Regions from separate parts of the Homo sapiens genome. Here region 1 is linked to region 2. Evidence: chromatin contacts called from ENCODE Hi-C or POLR2A ChIA-PET data. All regions are on one chromosome and are shown on one strand. Each heading gives the region's core, a stretch centred on a gene start or an enhancer-like site at or near the end of the contact. The rest is flanking DNA. Distances are from core to core; before and after follow the strand shown. Region 1 overlaps VPS13D (vacuolar protein sorting 13 homolog D). Region 2 overlaps TNFRSF8 (TNF receptor superfamily member 8).

The links. A loop is a pair of places that touch in the nucleus more often than their neighbours do. ChIA-PET counts read pairs that join two places held with the same protein, here RNA polymerase II (POLR2A). Pooled maps may share reads with other maps.
Region 1: a loop to region 2 is called in a pooled map, with 2.4 times the contacts of the local background. The contact joins two enhancer-like sites. A Hi-C loop is called at or near these places in 2 of 50 pooled maps. POLR2A ChIA-PET finds 5 or more read pairs at or near these places in 2 of 52 experiments (T-cell and activated B cell).

The regions. Positions count from the first base shown.
Region 1 is chr1:12,433,100-12,435,799 of GRCh38, forward strand. All of the region lies in intron 65 of VPS13D (vacuolar protein sorting 13 homolog D), which reads left to right. Among named protein-coding and RNA genes, the nearest start is that of SNORA59A, 73 kb to the right of the region's middle. RefSeq lists an enhancer at 388-532 and a cis regulatory region at 455-465. Within about 2 kb of position 1,297, at least 27 of the 41 ENCODE cell types and tissues checked have a DNase peak (open chromatin) inside an H3K27ac peak, as active enhancers do.
Region 2 is chr1:12,124,147-12,126,846 of GRCh38, forward strand. It overlaps TNFRSF8 (TNF receptor superfamily member 8), which reads left to right. Exons shown (of 15, transcript NM_001243.5): 11 at 1,805-1,906; 12 at 2,037-2,090. Among named protein-coding and RNA genes, the nearest start is that of MIR7846, 41 kb to the right of the region's middle. Within about 2 kb of position 1,430, at least 10 of the 41 ENCODE cell types and tissues checked have a DNase peak (open chromatin) inside an H3K27ac peak, as active enhancers do.

The sequences.
Region 1 (2,700 bases), core at 47-2,546, 310 kb after region 2:
AATGAGCCAGGGGCCACCCTCTTGTTCTGGAGGTGCTGAGAGCCGGCCTGGCTGGGGGCTGTAACTGTCAGGCTGACTCCCAGCCACACTGTCCTCCCTGGAGTAGGTGCTCGAAACCTTTGCTTTTTGCCTTTTCGCTTTAATCTGGAACGCTTGGGGAAAAAAAAAAAACAAAAAAACAAAAAAACAACAACAAAACAGTAGACCAAATGGTGACTGAGTCCCAACCCTTCTTCAGGCCAGATGAAATCATGGTCCCTGCTGGCGCCATTCCTCCATCTCAGAGCCCTCACTTGGGTTCAGACCCTCAGTCACACAGGGAGCCCCGCCACAGCTGAAGTGTTTTGTCAGAGCAAGATTGCAAAGAGTTAACACTTTTGCTTTTTCGGAAAGTTATCTGTGAAGAGTATTAGTTGTTTAATAAAGCGTGCCTGCCCTCCCGATGAACCCGCCAGTGACTCTGCAGCTGGGGTCATTCCAAGTTCACGCAGTGGACTTTTGACTGCCTTCTGTGTCTGTGAAAACAGTCGGCAGCTCCTGCGGGGATCATTCATTCAGGCCTGTAACACAAAACTATTGCCAATGGGCACCTGCTGGGGCAGCTTCCCGGGAGGGCTGGGAGGAAGATACCAAACTCATCAGGCATCTGTGGAGATAAGAGCGGCAGGGGATCCACTGGGATCCCGCTAATCAGGCCTGCACTTAGACCCCACTGCCTGGCCAACAGGCTGGTGTCAGAATGTATTAGGCAGCCCTGGCCAGGATAGGATGTGAGCTAATTAAAGGCCTTTTACAAAGAGGAGGAGGTAGGGGGTGGGGAGAGAGAGAGAGTGAGAGAGAGAGAGAGAGAGTGTGTGTGTGTGTGTGTGTGGAGGAGGAGGAGGAGGAAAGAAGTTTGAAGTGCATTCCCCAAATTTCCAGCACATTCTTTATTCCTCTGTTTTATCCCTCAAAACAGAAGAAAACAAATTAGAGGCTGAGCATTTGGTTATTTCTAACCTGAAATTGTCATTCATTGTGCCTGATGCCGTATTGGTTTTAACTGCTATTTTTGTGGAATTACATATACTGTGAAAGACATCTTTTGCCGCAGTCTCCCTGGGAACATCCTGTTGTTGAAATGCCGTTGGTCAGCTGCTTGAATTTTGCCCTTTTCTCTGACTTTGACACATCAAGGCAAAAATAGGTACCTATTTGTGGTGTGTTCTAGGTTTCTCCCTTTTGCTTGGAAAATCCACTTGCCAGCTGTGAAGGGTGCTGCTGGGAGGATGAAATGAGTCAGTGCACAGCGTGTGCTCTTAAAGTTTGGTGGTTGAGGTGGCGGTGGTAGCAGCTTGGCTCTGTGGTTTAAAATGCCACAGCATGCACTATCTTGAAAATACTCAGTAGTCCTAGCATACAACTGGGTTTTAGTTACACCTACTTAAGGAAGAAAGCTCATTTGAAAGTGTTTGATTTTCCTGTACTTTCGTTTGTTTATTTAGCCTGTGTATTCCCCCCACCCCCAGTAAGCAGCAAACTAACTTATTTATAGGCCTCAGGTATGTTTAAATCTGTGGTATTTTCTTAATCAGCCTGATAATGATACATTTTTGAAAGCAGTTTTGTTCACACATAAACCTAAGCCTTTATTATATTATTCTGATACATTCCACATAAGCTTGTCTGTGCACAAAGAAACATTTAGATTAATCTTGTACTACATGGTAACAATCCTAGGAAATTCCAATCAAAAGCCAACAACCTGTTTCCTTCATTCTGGACTGTTGGTGGGTTTGTTTTTGTCTGTGGTCTGATAAGGAGTAACAACAATGTTAATTTTGTATTTCCTTGGCATTTGTCTCACATAATCTTTTGTCAAAGTTGACCAGTAGGCTTGTCAGGCTTGCCATGCAGTTTATGAAATAAATAGTTACAATGGAGTAGTTAACTTAGCCCTGCGGAATATGTTAGTGTATCCTTACCGTAAGTGTTTAAAATGTTAATTACATTTATCTTTATTTCTCAGCATTGCTATACAGAAAACATGGGATAGACACTGATACTGATTGCCCAGTTGAAATAAGTTTTGAATTTAGTAACTGAATGGATAGCTTTAAAAATGGTACTAATATTTTGGGAGACTGAGGTGAGCAGATTGCTTGAACTCAGGAGTTCGAGACCAGCCTGGGCAACATGACCAAAAAAAAAAAAAGTCTAAAAAATACAAAAATTAGCTGGGCGTGGTGGCACCCGCCTGTAGTCACACCTACATGGGAGGCTGAGGTGGGAGGATCATCCGAGCCTAGGAAGTTGAGGCTGCAGTGAGCTGTGTTTGCACCATCACATTCCAGCCTGGGTGACAGAGCAGGACCCTGTCTGAACAACAACAACAAAAAGATACTCATATTTATTGACTGCTTCACTATGTGCCAGGTACTGTTCTGAGTCTTCATACAAATTGATTTGTTTAATCCTCATAACGACCCTGTGGAATGCTAGTTTGTAAATGAGGATACTGACGTTCAGAGAAATTAACTAATTTGCCCAAGGTTACAAGGAGAGCCAGGCTAAGAACCGAGATTCTCTGATTCAGAGCCCGTCCTCTTAATACCAGTGCAAAAGCAGCACTCTATCTAGTAGGCTTCATTCTCGAACCTCTCTGCGATATATTTGCAGGGATTAACCATGTAAGGCTGTATTATCAAGGGGATACAGAGA
Region 2 (2,700 bases), core at 180-2,679:
GGCGCTTGCCACCACGCCTGGCTAAATTTTTTTTTAATTTTTAGTAGAGACGGGGTTTTGCCATGTTGTCCAGGTTGGTCTCAAACTCCTGACCTCAGGTGATCCACCTGCTTCAGCCTCCCAAAGTGCTAGGATTATAGGTGTGAACCACTGCGCCTGGCTGCTAGTGACTATTCTTTAATTCTTGTAGGCAGGAATTTTTTTCACAGCTTCATCCTCGTGGCTTATAATTGCTACTCAGAAAATAGGTCTTTGTTGATTGATTTCATGACTTTGACTAGTTGTTCGAGCCTTTGAGCCTCAGTTGTCTCATCTATACAATGGTAATGGCAGAGACCGTGCAGGGTTATAAGCAGTGTAGCATTGTAGACGGCCTCTGTCAGAGTTAGCTCTTAGGCTGGACGCGGTGGCTCACGCCTGTAATCCCAGCACTTTGGGAGGCCAAGGTGGGTGGATCACGAGGTCAGGAGTTTGAGACCAGCCTGGCCAACACGATGAAACCACATCTCTACTAAAAATACAAAAATTAGCCAGGCGTGGTGGCGCGCGCCTGTAATCCCAGCTACTCAGGAGGCTGAGGCAGGAGAATCGCTTGAACCCGGGAGGCGGAGGTTGCAAGGTTGCAGTGAGCCGAGATTGCACCGCTGCACTCCAGCCTGAGCAGCAGAATGAGAATCAGTCTCAAACAAAACAAAACAAAACAAAACAAAACAAAACAAAACAAAACAAAACAAACAAAACCCCCAAGAGTTAGCTCTTAGGGAAAGATGCCAGGTTACTCATTTTAGGACTTGCAGTTCTAGTGGCTGACACGAGGTGGCAGTAGTGCTCCGGCCAGAGTTTCTGAAAGTGCGGTCCCGTCTGGCAGCATTGGCACCGGCTGGGAACTTGTTAGGAAAGCAAATTATGGGCCCCATCCCAGACCTAGAGAATCAGAAACTGCACTTTAACAAGATCTCCAGGGCACTCATGTGCACATTAACGTTTGAGAAGCACTTAACTGGCATATACTACTTTTTAAACATCTAAACATGGACTTCAATAAAGTGCAATCACTAGCTCTATGATCTCTGTAAGTGACAAAAGGGAAAAACGAAGCGAGTTTAGTACCGAGGTGTGAAGAAGTAGATCTAGATAGGGGTTAAGAGCGTGGCCCTGCAGTCCCCCCGGCCTGGCCTGGCCTGGGCTGGGGCTCTGCCACTTACTCTCAGGGTGACCTTGGGCAACTTAACGAACTTTCGTGAGCCTCAGCTCCCCTCATTTTTAAACTGAAGGTAGTGACGGTGCCTAGGGCATAGGGTTGGGGATCATTCATTCAGGGAACGCTTGTGGGGTGTGTTTATGTGCAGTGGGGACTCCATGCCTGCCCTCATCAAGCAGGTCTAGAGGGTTGGCCGGGAGGGGACTGGGTTCAACCTCTTCCTTCCCCTCACTGCTTGGCCCTCCCCACCCTGACTCCGGCCACACCAGCAGTGCTGCCAGATGCCGGTCACACCGGGCCCTCGTCCACAGTCCCCAAATTTTGGTCTATTGGACCTCAATTCCTTTGTTCTGGCTCCTAGACGCCTCAATTTCTCACTCTCTAGACACAGTTTGCCCTTCTCTCAGCCTTCAATAGTTGATCAGCTTCCTGGAGCCAGGCGAGGGAGGGCTGGATGAGATAAGAGCCTTGGCTTGGAAAGGACCTGTTGTTGTTAGCCATGATGGAAGCTGTGTCCCAGGAGAAGGAGGAAGTCGTCTGGGGCTGGGGCTGTCTTGTGTGGTTGCAGCAAGGCAAAGAGTGTGGGGCGTCTCTGTGTTCCAGGGCCAGTGCTCTTCTGGGTGATCCTGGTGTTGGTTGTGGTGGTCGGCTCCAGCGCCTTCCTCCTGTGCCACCGGAGGGCCTGCAGGAAGCGAATTCGGCAGAGTAAGTGGCTGTGTCCTTGGGGCCTTGGGGAGGACAGGTTGCTCTCTGCCAGCCTGGCCTGGGTTCTTTCCCTGCCTGCTCCTGCTCTCTGAGGCCGCCACCCCCAGCCTTCCTCCTGGTGTCGTTTCAGAGCTCCACCTGTGCTACCCGGTCCAGACCTCCCAGCCCAAGCTAGAGCTTGTGGGTGAGTGTCCAGCCGTCCAAAGGGGCTGCCCGAGCCAGAGGAACACAGGGCAGCTCTGGGCCCGGGGCGTGGGCTCCAGAGACTGAACTTCTACCCCAGCCTCGAAGCTCCCTGTCTGTGGCTCCTGTCGCATTCTGTACATCTGTAGGGATGCAATGTGGGTGAAAACTCATGCGTGTGGAGAATGCAATGAGGTGAAGACTGTACTGGGTGTGACGACTGTGTGGCTTGCCCAGAGCAGCACCTGGATGGATGCTGGCATGAACGTTTAAAAGTCTATCTTGTCTGTCACTTTTTCCTCCAGTACCCCCAGGGGGCATTCCTGCCAGCCTTGCCTTCCTCTCTACATTCTACCCTCCCTTTCTCCCTCTCCCTCCTTCTCTTTCTCTTTCCCCTCTCTCCCCCTCTTCTACCACCTGGCAAGTCAGCCCAGGGGCAGGAGGGGAAAGGAGCACATGGGGCAAGAGGGACCCTGGTTCTGCCACTTACAAGCTGTGTGACCCTGGGTGAGTTACTGAATTGTCCTGTGTCTCAGTTTCCTCATCCGGAAAATGCAGATGGTAGAATCTACTTCAGAGGCTTGGCCTGTGGATTCGTCGAGGTCGGGCTG